Linked DNA regions of Homo sapiens: region 1 is linked to region 2. Evidence: chromatin contacts called from ENCODE Hi-C or POLR2A ChIA-PET data. All regions are on one chromosome and are shown on one strand. The core of a region is the stretch at or near the end of the contact, and the rest is flanking DNA. Distances in the headings are between cores, read along the strand shown. Region 1 holds the start of C11orf16 (chromosome 11 open reading frame 16). Region 2 has its middle 22 kb from the start of DENND2B.

Region 1 (7,186 bases), core at 3,430-5,929, 100 kb before region 2:
AATTGTTTGAGTTGCTGTTTCCAAATAGAAATGAATAATATCACAAAATGGGGTCTCTTACGGCATCATTCAATAGTTTTTCCTAAATGTAATTTCCATGTGGGCAGGAAATAGCTCAAATGCTAACCTATGCTGGGTATTACTCGCTTGGGCTTCAATTGTACTAAACATGATCTCATGTAGGTTGAGGAGCTGCTCTGCTTCTTTCACGAACTCTAGGGGAGCAGGGGGCCCCAGAGTTTCTGCATGTCTCACCCTGCCCTTCTCACATGCTCGGCCAGAGGCTGAGCATGTGAGAAGCTCTCACGGAAGCTTGTGAAGCGTGACTGCTAACTACCTGATGCCGGTCGTCACTTCGCTGAAGCGTCGTGCTGAGCAATCACAATGAACTTCTCTTTATTTGTCAACATTTGGAGATTTTTACTTATTGGGGATTGACAAGAAGTCACCACCATGGGAAAGTGTCTTGGGGCTAAAGTGAAAGTAGTTTACAAAACCTTGTTGTTATTTGAAATTATTTCAGATGCATCATTTTCCTGCATGCAGACTTCTTCAGGCAGCTTAGTATAGGGTCTAAGAAGGCAGAGCTGTGGCCGGGCTTGGTGGCTCATACCTGTAATCCCAGCACTTTGGGAGGCCGAAGCGGGCGGATCACAAAGTCAGGAGATTGAGGCCATCCTAGCTAATGCGGTCAACCCCGTCTGTACTAAAAATACAAAAAATTAGCCGGTCATGGTGGCGGGCTCCTGTAGTCCCAGCTACTCAGGAGGCTGAGGCAGGAGAACGGCGTGAACCTAGGAGGCGGAGCTTGCAGTGAGCCGAGATTGCGCCACTGCACTCCAGCCTGGGTGACAGAGCGAGACTCCATCTCAAAAAAAAAAGAAAGTCGGGCTTGGTGGCTCATACCTGTAATCCCAGCACTTTGGGAGGCCGAGACAGGCGGATCACGAGGTCAGGAGATCGAGACCATCCTGTCTAACACGGTGAAACCCCGTTTCTACTAAAAATACAAAAAATTAGCCGGCCTGGTGGAGGGCGCCTGTAGTCTCAGCTACTCGGGAAGCTGAGGCAGGAGAATGGCGTGAACCCGGGAGGCGGAGCTTGCAGTGAGCTGAGATCGCGTCACTGCACTCCAGCCTGGGCGACAGAGCGAGACCAGACCTGTATCTGCAGTATAACTCTGCTACCTCTTCTCTATGTCTCGGTTCTTCTCCACAAAATGAGAATAACAACAACAGCAATTCCCATGTGTTTATGATGATGATTAACAGACCTTGACATGTAATAAGTATTCATAATGATTAAAAACTTTTTTTTGAGATGGAGTCTCACTCTGCTGCCCAGGCTGGAGTGTAGTAATGCAATCTCAGCTCACTGCAACCTCCGCCTCCTGTGTTCAAACAATTCTCTGCCTCAGCCTCCCGAGTAGCTGGGATTACAGGCACCCACCACCACACCCAGCTAATTTTTTTTGTATTTTTAGTAGAGATGGGGTTTCACTATGTTGGCCAGGCTGGTCTTGAACTCCTGACCTCATGATCCACCTGCCTCGGCCTCCCAAAGTGGTGGGATTACAGGCATGAGACACCACTCCCAGCCAAAAACATTTTTTTTAGAGATGGGGTCTTCCTATGTTGCCCAGGCTGGTCTCGAACTCCTAGCCTCAACCAATCCTCCCACCCCTGCCTTCTAAAGTGTTGGGATTACAGGTGTGAGCCACTGTGGCTGGCCATCATTACTGATTATTATTATCATTATCTTGTTTTGTCCATAGCATCACCATTCTCTAGGTTCTCTAAGCTAGAAAACTTGGAGCTGCCAGGCCTTTCCTTCATACCTGGGAAGGACAGTCCCTGCCCCGTATCTTGGGGTCTGCCTTCAAAGTGTGTCTATTTCTGCTTCCATGGCCAGCTTCAGCTCTTCCTTCTCCTTTAACTCCCAGGTCCCATCTGTCCCAAGGCCCAGTCAGTGACCTATCCCACACTGTCTATCACACTCCTCTCCACTGCTATGCCTCTATGAAGTCTTCTCCAACTTCCTATCCTAGCCGTTACTTCTTCCTTTATTTTGTATAAATATTTCTCTTGTGGTTGCTATCCTGCTATCTTTAGACACTTTACACACCTATCTCTGTCTTCTTCAGTAGACTGCAAGTTCCTTGAAGATAATTCATCCAGCCTTATTCATCTTCTATTCCTAGTACCCAGCAAAGAGCCTCAAATCAGGAAGGTGTCGGTGAATATCTGTTGTCACTGTTTTCTTATTCCAATCCCGTCACCTGTGTCTGGGTTATTGGTAGCAGTCTCCTGTCTGGCCTCTTGGGATGCGTTCTCAACAGGCTCCACCCTCACTCTCTCTGAAGGTATTTCATGTCACTTCATCGCTTAAGCTGCCTGATGACTTCCTTCTGAACGCCACCTTGTTTAAATTTATCAGCTTAGTTTTCAAAGCTCCCTACTGCAAAACAAAGCAGCAAACATAAGAAGCCGTGTTTTCTCATTTCTCCTTGCCAGCAACATTTCACAAAGCCCCTGACTCTTACCGCAGGCAGCTCTTTCGCTCTTCAGAAAGAAGCTTTGAAGACACGACAGGACAGAGTACACGCCCCTCTCCCTCCTCCACCCCGTCATCTCCTGCCTGAGTCACTACATTCCTTAAAAGATAAATGACCCGAGTTTTGGCCTTTTCCTATATGTAAGATAACATCTGATGGGATTAGCGATGATGCCTCTGTAATCTATAAGCAGGATTACTCTCACACCCACACTCTGATGTGAGTCTGCTTTAATGTGACTCCTAAGCAAGTTCAATGTGATTTTGCATGTGCTGAACCCATTTCCCCCAAACAGAAAATCACAGTCTCGCAAATGTATCCTTCTCTCTTCTCTCTTACTTCCTACCTAAACTAGAATATTCTCCTTTTCCCCTCCTCCACTGAAATCCCACTGTCTCATTCAAGAATCATTCTTTCACTGCCAGAGACTTCACGGGTATTTTTTAATTTATTTTTTATTTTTTGAGACAGAGTCTTTCTTTGTCACCCAGGCTGGAGTGCAGTGGCGCGACCTCGGCTCACTGCAACCTCTGACTCCCTGGTTCAAGCGATTCTCCTGCCTCAGCCTCCCGAGTAGCTGGGATTACAGGCGTGTGCCACCATGCCCAGCTAATTTTTTGTATTTTTAGTAGAGACGGGGTTTCACTGTGTTAGCCAGGATGGTCTCGATCTCCTGACCTCGTGATCCACCTGCCTTGGCCTCCCAAGTGCTGGGATTACAGGCATGAGCCACCGCGCCCGGCCATGGGTCTTTCTTAGACTCTCTGTGTGCCAAATAACTCCGCCTTGGTATACGGTCCTGGGCAGCAGTCATTCTCCTGACTATGAAGTGATGCTTCGGGAGGGCAGTCATCAGTTAAGAGGCTTTTGGTTGCAAGTAAGAAACAGCCCAATCCAGAGTGGCATAATCAATAAGGGGAATTATTGGCTCACAGAGCTGAGGCCTAGAGTAGCAGCACTGCCTGCAGGCAGGACTCAGTACTGTCACCGAGAACCTATTTTCAGCTGGGCGTTGGGGTGCATGGCTGTAGTCCGAGCTCCTTGGAAGACTGAGGCAAAAGCATCCCTTGAGCCCAGGAGTTTGAGGCCAGCCTGGGCAACCCTGTCTCAAAACAAACAAACCAACCAACCCTCTATTTCCTGAGGTCTATCCTCTCTTTCTCTGGGAATAGCTTCAGTGTTCCCAAAAGGCTGTCAGAGGCTCTCAGAACTATCAGCTTTCTTATTCAGGCATAGGAAGAAAGAGAAAGCCTATATCCCAGGATTCCCAACCAAAGTCTCCAGATTCCTGCTGATTGGAGAGGTTCAGGAACACGCCACTGCCTGACCAACCCCTGGGGCCAGACGGGGATGGAAGGGGTGACTGACACCCACTCTACCCCTGGAGGTGGGTACTTTGGCCTCCCTATCCACATGGATCTGCCAACTGAAACAGGACCTGGTAGAAGCGGGGTATGAATGTGGGGGAGACACATCCAAACGTGCCTGCATACCAGGCATATAACCAGTGCACAGTGACTGGCAGAGGCCTCCAAATACGAGCCCCTCCCACAAGCAGAATCTGGACTTCTGTTCCTTTGTTGCCAGTGTCCACACCTCTCACTCCAAATGGTCACAACACCTCTGCTCCTCAACAGAGTCCTGCCTGTTATAGACAAACAGGCCCACACCTTTGGTTATTTTGGTTTAGACTAGGGACAAATTCTATCCTAGAGTCCCCAGGCCGCCAGTGGCTCCCCCATTCCTGCCTCTAGTGTGTACAGGGAGGACGCCCTCAGTTTCTGCGGAGGTGGCTCCTCCCTCACAGGAGTCTCCTGGGATCCGTGAGGGCTTCCCACCACCACTGACTCTTCCAGCAGTGGAGCAGCCTGAGCTTTGGAGAACTGAGGCTACACTGGCCTTTTTCCCTTCTTCCTCCTCCTCTTCTCTCCAAAGGGAAACCTGGAGAACACCCCCTCCCCCATCACTTCCTGCCCCACCCCTACCTCCCAAGGCCTCCTGTCCCCCTCTCCGCATGCTCGGTGCACTCACTGGCCACAGACGACAGCGTCCCCAGGCTGCACCCATGGTAACCGGCGTGGCAACCAGGAGTCGGTTGGGCTGAGACCCTGAGCCCCAACTGTCAGAAGGAGCCTGAGGCTGAGGTGGAGGCTGGGAGTTTGGGGCTGTGGGTAAGTCCTTGTGGGGTCAGACCTGTGGACTTGGGCAGGGGCAGACCCTCACGGGGCTCTGGTGGGCTGCAGCAGTGCGGCTTGATCTTGGGCCCTGGTGGCAGCTGTCTCCTCTGAACAGGGCTGGAAAGGGGATGGACGGCCCTGAGATCTCAGCTTGCCTGAGGCCAGAACTAGCCTTGTAGGTGGCCGGGGAGGAGGAAGGAGGAAAAATACTAACATAAGTTGAGCTGCTGAATACGCCAGGTGCTTTCCATGTATTCTATCCTGAGTGTAACTGGAGAGCAGAGGTTAAGTGAGCACACAGCCAGCAGGCTGTAGGGGAGGATTTAAAGCTGGGCTGCTCTAAACTCACAGCACTTGCTCTTCCAATCCCTTCCCTGTTTCCTGAGTGGAGGTTCCCAAGGCAGGTGACTCAAAGAGGAAACTGTGAGAGTTTGTGGGAGCAGGTAGGGCCGTGCATGGACTCAACTGTCCCCAGAGGCAGCTAACTGCAGAGCTGAGCCCTGCCTCGCCCCGGTGGCCACTGCTTGCTTCAAGCTGCAGCTCAGGTAATGGTGGTGCCTATTCTCAGGTGGATCCTCTGAAGGCCATGGAATCCTCCACGGGGCCCAGGATGCCTTTGCTCAAATACTGCAGCGTGGCCACAAGCCTGAAGGCCCCTGGCTGGGACGGTGCTGCTCCACCTTGGGACCTCTCCTTCACCTACCCCTTTGCCCTCCAAGCACCCTGGCTCACCGGGCACAAGCCCCTTGCAAGGTACCTGTCTCTGCCCCTCTGGGGGAAGTGGATGCCCTTTTCTTTTTCCTTTGTTCTTGGCTGTTGGTGGTAGACCTTGGTGGACAGACTTGCTTCCTGAGAAGGTGGAAAGGGGTCGTCATTGTTTGGCCTATGATTGGCATATCTGTGTGGGGTCTGTCACTCCAGCCTACATTGTGCTCCCAGAGCCCTCCAGGGTTGATCTGGCTTTAGCAGAGTTGCAGATGCTGCAGTTGGCATGAGTAAGAGAAGGCAGTTAGGGATAGCCAGTTACCAAGTTTATAGCTCATTTTACCATCAATGCTGAGACTTGGCTGGGCGCAGTGGCTCACACCTGTATACAATCCCAGCACTTTGGAAGGCCGAGGCAAGCAGATCACTTGAGGTCAGGAGTTCGAGTCCAGTCTGACCAACATGGCAAAACCCCATCTACTAAAAACACACAAAAAATTGGCTGGGCATGGTGGCTCATGCCTGTAATCCCAGCACTTTGGGAGGCCAAGGCAGGTGGTTCACCCAAGGTCAGGAGTTCGAGACCAGCGTGGCCAAGATGGTGAAACCCCGTCTCTACTAAAAATATAAAAATTAGCCAGGCATGGTGGCGGGTGACTGTAATCCCAGCTACTCAGGAGGATGAGGCAGAGAATTGCTTGAACTCGGAAGGTGGAAAGGTTGCAGTGAGCCGAGATCGCACCATTGCACTCCAGCCTGGGTGACAGAGTGAGACTCTGTCTCAAAGAAAAAACAATAATTAGCTGGGCGTGGTGGCACATGCCTGTATTCCCAGCTACTCAGGAGGCTGAGGCAGGAAAATTGCTTGAACTCGGGAGGCAGAGGTTGCAGTGAGCCGAGACAGCGCCACTGCGCTCGAGCCTAGGGAACAGAGTGAGACTCTGTCTCAAAAACAAAACAAAACCAAAAAAAAAAAAAAAGAGACTTGCTCAGCCACCATATGAGAAATCAGCTAATGTGGGGTCTCCAGGTCCCTCTTCAGGTTCCCTCGGTACCCCTCCTTTGTCCAGGATTTTCCTGAATAGGATCCTCAGTCTGCTTTCTAAAGCGTGGATACAAGAGGCCAAAGGCACCACAGCCCTATATACACATGTGGAGCGTGTCATCTCCAGGGACTCGCATTCCTGCTGCCTGATCCATTCTGCCCACATTAGGGACATGCCAGCTTGAAAGATCCTTAATGGCTCCCTTTCGTGATCCACCCGGTGGACCATCCTGTTCAAGGCTAGAGTTAAGCATGGGACTTTAGATGCCAACAAGCACAGGAAGGAGGCTGAGGGGGGCTGAGGGCAGCTCAGCATGGGTCTGCAGGAGCTCCTCAGCACGAACAGCCTGGGTGCAGTGACGGCATGTTGATGGCAGCAGGAGGCAGACAGGCCCCCTTTGCATTCAGCCTTGCCCACAAAGTAAAATGGCTTCTTCAAAAACCCAAACCCTGACTCAACAACTCCCCTAGGCCAACTGGCCCTGACCACAACATTTTCTGGAACTAGCATCTCCTTTTTCTGTCCCACAGCCCCTTAGCTCCTCTGGGTTGTCCCTGCCCAAACACTTCCTCATCCCTCTGACCCCACAGCATCAAGTGGCATTACAATTTCACACCCTCGGCATTACTATCCAAGCTTCCACGCCTCATCCTGGAATCCCACACGCCGCCTTAGGATTGACCTACCTGGCACTTTTTTTTTTT
Region 2 (7,179 bases), core at 2,784-5,283:
CAGCACTTTGGGAGGCTGAGGCGGGTGGATCATGAGGTCAGGAGTTTGAGACCAGGCTGGCCAACATGGTGAAACTTCATCTCAACTAAAAATACAAAAATTAGCCGGGTATGGTGGCGAATGCCTGTAATCACAGCTACTTGGGAGGCTGAGACAGGAGAATCGTTTGAACCTGGCAGGCGGAGGTTGCAGTGAGCTGAGATTGCACCACTGCACTCCAGCCTGGGCGACAGAGCAAGACTCCGTCTCAGAAAAAAAAAAAAAAAAAAAAAAAAGAAGTACAGAAGGATGCTTGTCTTTGCAGGGTTAGTGATGAGGATGAGGACCCATGCTCACTGTTGCTGTGCCCAACCCTGGGAGGCTCTCAGGCTGCTGAAACTTGCTAGAGAAAGTTGTGGAGCTAAGTAGAATATTTCTGGGCAGAAGAGCTCCATAATTGATTCTGTATACTTTCAAGTAGGACTTCTCTGTTATTTTGCAATTTTTTTTTTTTTTTTGTATTTTTAGTAGAGACGGGGTTTCACTGTGTTAGCCAGGCTGGTCTCCAAATTCTGACCTCCTGATCCACCAACCTCGGCCTCCCAAAGTGCTGGGATTACAGGCATGAGTCACCATCCCCGGCCCTATATTCACCATGTTTTTATGTATTCCATAAGCCCTAACTCCACTGTGACCTACATCCCCGATGAGGATGCCTCCTACTTTCCTGAGACTGTTAGAGCTAGGTGACATAGAACTCTGGGGTAGTTTATTTTCTTTAGATAGATCGGTACTCAGCCAGCCAGCTCAGGAGAACAGGCAGTGAGCATTCCCCGTAGGCTCTGTAGACGTGTTCCTTGCGAATGCCAACGATGTCTGGTTGAAGTAATAGTTTGATCTGGGGCTGGATAAGAGTTGTGAGCCTGTGTCTGGCATTTGGTATTTTCCCCCATTCTTTGATCTTAAGTTGTCCTAGGCAGGTGATCCAACTGGTATCTGTCACATAATATCCAGTGCGTCCTCCCTGGCACTCCGATTCTCAGTAGTCATGAACCAGCTGGCTTCTATATCTCTCACCAATCACAGGTAATTTAGGTCTCCCTCAGGTAAGTGTTCTTCAGATCCTACTCACATCCTCTTTAATCCCCATCTTTCCTTCTCTTTCTGTCCTTATGATTTTGCTTAATTGCCTCCCAAAAAACCCTCCTTATCCCCTTTCCTTTTTGCCTGTGGGATAAAAGCTAGCTTTGATCATAGCTGGTAAAGTGTGAAACCAAGAATACTTCTGAAAGGACAGTCAGACATTTGGGAATGAAAGTAGACGGTTTGAAGTATCAGTGCCATCACTATTGTTCTTGAGAATGCTTTTAAAGATTCCCCCCAGATATCCATCTTTTAATTAACCTGCCCTTCTTCCAGGACCACAATTTGAAACACGTAAAAATTATTATTTATTTGTTTGTTTGGAGACAGAGTCTTGCTGTGTTGCCCAGGCTAGAGTGTGGTGGCGCGATCTCAGCTCACTGCAGCCTCCACCCTCTGGGCTCAAGCAATTCTCCCACTTCAGCCTCCCGAGTAGCTGGGACCACAGGCACACACCGCCATGCCCGGCTAATTTTTGTATTTTTGTAGAGATAGGTTTTGCCATGTTGCCCAGGCTGGTCTTGAATTCCTGGGCTCAATTGATCCGCCCACCTTGGCCTCCCAAAGTGATGAGATTACAGGTGTGAGCCACCGTGCCTGGCCAAAAATGATATAATTTTATTCCTCTTACATTTTGTTTTATTGCTAGTATTTACAGAGGTATTGTTTTGTGTCTTTATTATGTATAAACAGTATTTCAGCCATGTTGTTCATTAATGAGCTTGTCTGCGCATCTGGCTACCATGTCTGGTGTTGTTTCTGTGGAAAACTGTCTTCAACCTATAAAGGGCGACTGCCTGAAAAAGGAGCTTTTAGTGAAAACACAGTCTGTTCACCCTCTGGCCCCTGCTGGTGAAGTTGCTCTAGAAGAGACTGACTCTGTTCCCATTGCATGAAGAGGAAGAAAAGTGCTTCCAAGGGCTTCCGGGAGCAGGTCAGGAAAGCTAGGTCTGTTTTCTTCAGTCTCGGCTAGAGGAGCTGGAATGTGCCATGCCTAACTTTGCCTAAGCTCTTTTCTTTTTCGCACTGTGTGTCACACTGGGAAAAACTTGAGCTTAAAACCCAATGAAATTCTCCCACTTTGAAAATCATGATGTAATTATGACAGGATCGCATTCTTTAAACTTACTGTTTAGTGGGGTTAGTGGAGTTATCTCCTCTGATTTTTGACAAGGAAATAATACATTCTTGTTGCAATGCTGTATCAGGTCTTAGGATGGAAAGCGTCTAATTTAAAGCTACAGACCTTTCCTGTAGGACGCATATGCTGCTAATCTATGAAAACTGAAGATGTCCCAGTGCACTGTGTGTAAACTGCAGCATCTCCTTGTGGAATGAACAGTTCAGGAAAATAGAATGACTTTCCAAACTGTACTAGGTTCCAGGTGACTGAAAATTTCCTGTGAGGGTGGGAAAGCTTATCCAGATGTTCTTGCTTGGGGATCAGCATGTGTCATCCCGTTCCAAAGAAGTACAGTCACAGCTGATTTTATCTTTGTCCTTCTTTCTGTGGTGCCCAGGGATGCTCTTTTTGAGTTCATCTTTGGTCTTGTCTCTCTGAAAAAAGCAGCATGCATTTTGATCTAGGTTTAAACAGTTAAAATCTGTGGCCACAGGGTAAGGTGAAACTAATGGCTCTAAGTAGCCAACTTTTTACCTTTGCTTCACTGGCACCAGGCTGTGAGTAACTGAACTAACCAGCTGCAGACCCTTATTATGCAATTTTGAGGTAAGGATGGGTGAAATCCTAGGGGCTGGGAGACAGACATGTTTGGCTACCAGAGAGATGACATCAGTTCATTTACTGGTGCTGTGGAGGAAGGGGAGATTCCAGGTGCTTAGCCTTCTTCCTGCATGTGGGGGTGTCCAGAGCCACCCTTAATCCTATTCGCAGCCAAGGTCTTTGCTTGGGAAAAACCATATTTAACTCTGTGCCTCCTGTTATCCCCATAGGGACATGAAGTTGGAAGGGTTCTTGTATCTTTGGCTTCCCGAACAAAGCTTTGAAGAACAGACGTGTGTCTATATGTGTCTCTGTGTGTATTTTGTATTAATGCTAGCAACTGATTAAGGTTTTCAGAGTCCAGGTCGTATATGAGAAGGGGAAGTGTCATCTGGATTTTATGGAATCTGTATTAGGAATTGCCCTTTCCTTGCAAAGGAAACAGTTAATGATGTAATCCACTTTTAAATTAAAATTATTTTATTATTTTATTTTGATATCCTTCACGTGGACACTTAGTATATAACAGGAAGGCATCTTTAATAACTCTTTCTGTGTTCTGCTCCTTCTCCTGTGCTTATCCTAGAACAGAGCCTTACAGGGTCATAATTTGGAGGAAGCACAGGCTTCTGGGAGCTGTGGTACTAACAGTAGGACTAAAAAAAGCCTTATGACCTCTGAAGCATGACTGAGAGAATCAAGCTGGGAGGCATTAGAGCCCATCTGCTCACCAGCTTTGCTGGCCTGTCAGATGTTGGGCTTCCCCTCCGGTTTGCCCTCCTCCCTCAAGATGTGTTAGAAAATGAAGCCTGCTTCCTGGAAAGCAGGTGACGCCAAAGCCTATGCTAAGAGGATCCGACCTCACATCTGCGTGCCTGCCTTGGGCTCCCCTGTGACTGGATTGCTTCGGGTCTCCCTAAGACCCTTGCTGACATTCAAGTGCAGCCGCTGCTTACTGGAAGCCGTCTGGGGCCAGCCCAGGCTTGTTCTGTCAGGGCCTCTTCCCACCACTGTGTCCTCGCCTCCTGTGGGCTTTCACATACAAGGGCCTCACCATCCCTGAATTGCCAGAATCCTTGTTGTGAGAACCCAGTGCCTCCCAGTCAGGGCCCAGGAAGCTGTGGGTAAGCTCTTGGTTTCCTTCTCGGCCAGACACTTCTGGGAAACTATCTGCATTCCTTTCTGCCCAACTCTGCCTCTGGGCTCTGGGGCTGTGTGGGGTGTGGCTGCCTCATGCCTCTGTGAGGAGGAATGCTAGTTCCACTGAGACCAGCCATGGAAGGTAACCAGGAGTTTGAAGGTGGAATTCCCTTTTCTTGCAGTCCTAGAGCCAGGAGCTAGCTTTTCATGGATTGTGATGAGGTGTTGGTTCTTTTTTTTTTTTTTTTTTTTGGAGACAGAGTCTCGCTCTGTTGCCAGGCTGGAGTGCAATGGCACAATCTCGGCCCACAGCAACCTCCGCCTCCCCGGTCCAAGCAATTCTCCTGCCTCAACCTCCCGAGTAGCTGGGACTACAAGTGTGCACCACCATGCCCAGCTAATTTTTGTATTTTGTACTAGAGACGGGGTTTCACCGTGTTGGCCAGGATGGTCTTGATCTCTTGACCTTGTGATCCGCCCACCTCGGCTTCCAATAGTGCTGGGATTACAGGCGTGAGCCACTGTGCCTGGCCGAGGTGTTGGTTCTTTTAAAAATTTTCCAACTTGCTTTCCTGTCTCGCTGTCACTCTGGAAGGCGGGGGTGAGGGGTAGGAGGAGAGACAGTCGGCTCAGTCGGCTGTGATCCATCTTTGGCACTGGAGATGGGTGTGGCAGATACCTTTTGTGAGGAAGGAGCTTAGAGGCAGATGAGAGAATCTGCCTCTTGGTCTTGGTATAACTGGACGTCTCCCCAGTCTGGCTCTGTTGACACTCTGAATGGTTTGTGAAGGCATCCTCTGGCCCCTGAAGGCATTACCATCCTTACCAGGTTTAAAATCTTTCAGAGTGCACCCAGCATCATCAGCTCCTGCAAGCAGAAAGGGCCCAAGGGAGCATGAACACACACTGGGTAGAAGTTAAGCCTGGTTTTTTAAAATTTAAGTTTAAATTTTTAATTATTTAGGGAGTGAATCCTACAGAATTTAATTTTTCCATCTTTTTTTTATGGAGACAGGGTCTTGCTGTGTTGCTCGGGCTGCTCTTGAACTCCTGGGCTCAAACAGTCCTCTTGCCTCAGCCTCCCAACGTGCTGGGATTACGGGAGCAAGCCACCCCACTGTGTGCAGCCCAGAAGTTGAGCCTGAGAGGTAGGCTTATTGCCCTGTGTCTACCCAAGGGTGTGTGTGTGTGTCTGGAAGTGGAGATTAGGAGTGAATGCATCTTATAAACAGGAGAAGATCTGGAGAGACGATGGTGGGGGCTGGCTGTGGGGAGCACAAAAGCTGGGACTTTTGCAGAGGTGTATTTGCTCCCGAGTGGCCAGAAGCCAGGAGTAGTGGGGAAGGTGGGTTTAGGCATGCTAGGTTATGCTTGCATTGCTGAGTACCTTGGGTGTGATGGCCAGGAATGCTTTCCTCTGGGAATTGGGCCGATCTCCTGACAATCCTCCCCATTTTACACCCATTACATACTTATGTGATTCTTACCTATCAGGGAGGTCTTGGGGTCATGTGTTGTGGGGCAGAGGCTCTGAGTCTAAGAATGGGCTGGTCAGCCAGGGGCTCCACCTCCCAGTTTGTTGGCTTCCTCAAGGATGCCATCCTTCTTTGCAGCTGCCAATCTTCACTGGTGTCTGTGCCCTGGCAGGGTATAGAGCCCTTCTCATGGGTGCTCTGCCTCTTTGGGGGCTTGAGAACAGATGGGGCTTAATTTGAAGCAGATTTCCCTCCAGGGCCCAGGTATGAAATATATATTAGAAGATGACTACTGGTCTTGGCTTTTCTTTCTTATGTGTCTCTTTCTTCCTTTTATCTTCCCACTACTGTCAGGCACTGTGAGCAGCTGTTGCTATCACACGGGCGGATCAGAACATGAAGAATGGAGCTAAATAGAGCTGTCTGCATGCTGTTCTGATGGGCTCAGGCTCAGCCTCAGAGAATAGGTGGATTGGAGCCTGTGATGGGGGCTCTTTCCCCCACCAGAGTGGGTGAAAGCAGGGAGGAACAGGCGGGAAGATACTTTAGGAGTTGGGAGGGTATTAATTCCACCTCTTCTCTCCTTCCTCTGTACCCCAACATTCCCTGTGAGTTGTCAAGGGCTGGAGAGATAACAAAGATCTTTCTTTCCACCATCAGGCAGTAAGGCAATGCAGCCCTCGCTGAATTTTCAGCTCCACTGACATTGTGATGCAAATATTAAATAAAGCTTATTTTCTGACCTGAGGGAATTTATAAGCTATTGGGAGAGACAGTGTTTGTTAAACAAGTAGAGAATATCCAAGATCTTAACTGTGTTGGTTTACGAACCATGGATACATTTATAGTTCAGAACAAGAAAGTTGTATCTTAAAACCACAGAAAACTTTCCTTGGAGGAGGCAGGATTTTTCTGGTCTTTAAAGTTGGGTCAACTTTATAAGGAAAGGAGAGATGTTCACTCCAGTGTCACGGCGATGATCTACCTTGGAGGGGTAGGTGTGGCAGAGCAGAGCCAGGGACCTGAGCTCTGGAAGTCCTGCCATTACATAGGTGATGTGAAGTGATGCAGTGAAGGTGGAGTTTTGTGGAAATCTCTCCTGTAGATCGATGAAAATAGGATAATTTTGGAGAGGCCAGAGAAAGGCAGTGAGGAGGCCTGCTAAAGGACCTGGCAGGTCAGCAACAGGAGAGAGGAAGGGGGCGAGTCCTAGAGAATATTCCAGAGTAGATGAGGCAGGACTGACATGAAGGATGAACTTGAGGGGCAAGACGGAAGACACCAACGTTTCTGACCTGTGAGAGCTAACCAATACTGACACGTTCTGTTTGTGAAGTACTTGGACTTTTCAAAGCACTTTTTCATTCAGCAGAGCATTGTCTGGGCTCTTAGAGTTCATCTAGTCTGGCTCTGTTTTATAGAAGGGGAGATTGGGGACGAAAGGGGAAGCGACTGTTCCCAGCACACACAGCTATTTAGTGGTGGGGCGGGACCCGTGATATAGGCCTCTCCCTCCTAAGACAATTTTAAGACAACAGCAGCATGGAAGAGAGTGTGGGCTTCGCAGGAAGTCCGTCTGGCTGGATAACATTAGGTGATAAACCAATCTCTGAGAGCTGAGAGAAACTTACTCAGAAGCATTCAGACCATATCAATGGTTCAGCTCCTCAGAATTGTTTTTGAGAACCACAGAGAAGGAAGATGGACTCCTTGGGTCCT

What was found. Hi-C counts contacts between places; a loop is a spot of excess contacts on that map. ChIA-PET counts read pairs that join two places held with the same protein, here RNA polymerase II (POLR2A). Pooled maps may share reads with other maps.
Region 1: a map of endothelial cell of hepatic sinusoid shows a loop between it and region 2 (3-fold over the local background). The contact joins the promoter of C11orf16 here to the enhancer-like site in region 2. A Hi-C loop is called at or near these places in 1 of 168 maps with a recorded cell type or tissue (endothelial cell of hepatic sinusoid) and 2 of 50 pooled maps. POLR2A ChIA-PET finds 5 or more read pairs at or near these places in 5 of 52 experiments (AG04449, AG04450, BJ and 2 more).

The regions. Positions count from the first base shown.
Region 1 is chr11:8,930,440-8,937,625 of GRCh38, reverse strand. It overlaps C11orf16 (chromosome 11 open reading frame 16), which reads left to right and starts at 4,679. Exons shown (of 7, transcript NM_020643.3): 1 at 4,679-4,725; 2 at 5,300-5,484. The coding sequence starts at 5,318. ASCL3 (achaete-scute family bHLH transcription factor 3) reads left to right here. Exons shown (of 2, transcript NM_020646.3): 2 at 1-48. The coding sequence ends at 10. RefSeq lists enhancers at 280-419, 490-589, 4,222-5,060.
Region 2 is chr11:8,829,510-8,836,688 of GRCh38, reverse strand. It overlaps a transcript of DENND2B not described here. Among named protein-coding and RNA genes, the nearest start is that of DENND2B, 22 kb to the right of the region's middle. RefSeq lists enhancers at 3,247-4,047, 3,779-4,098, 4,048-4,849. Within about 2 kb of position 4,033, at least 9 of the 41 ENCODE cell types and tissues checked have a DNase peak (open chromatin) inside an H3K27ac peak, as active enhancers do.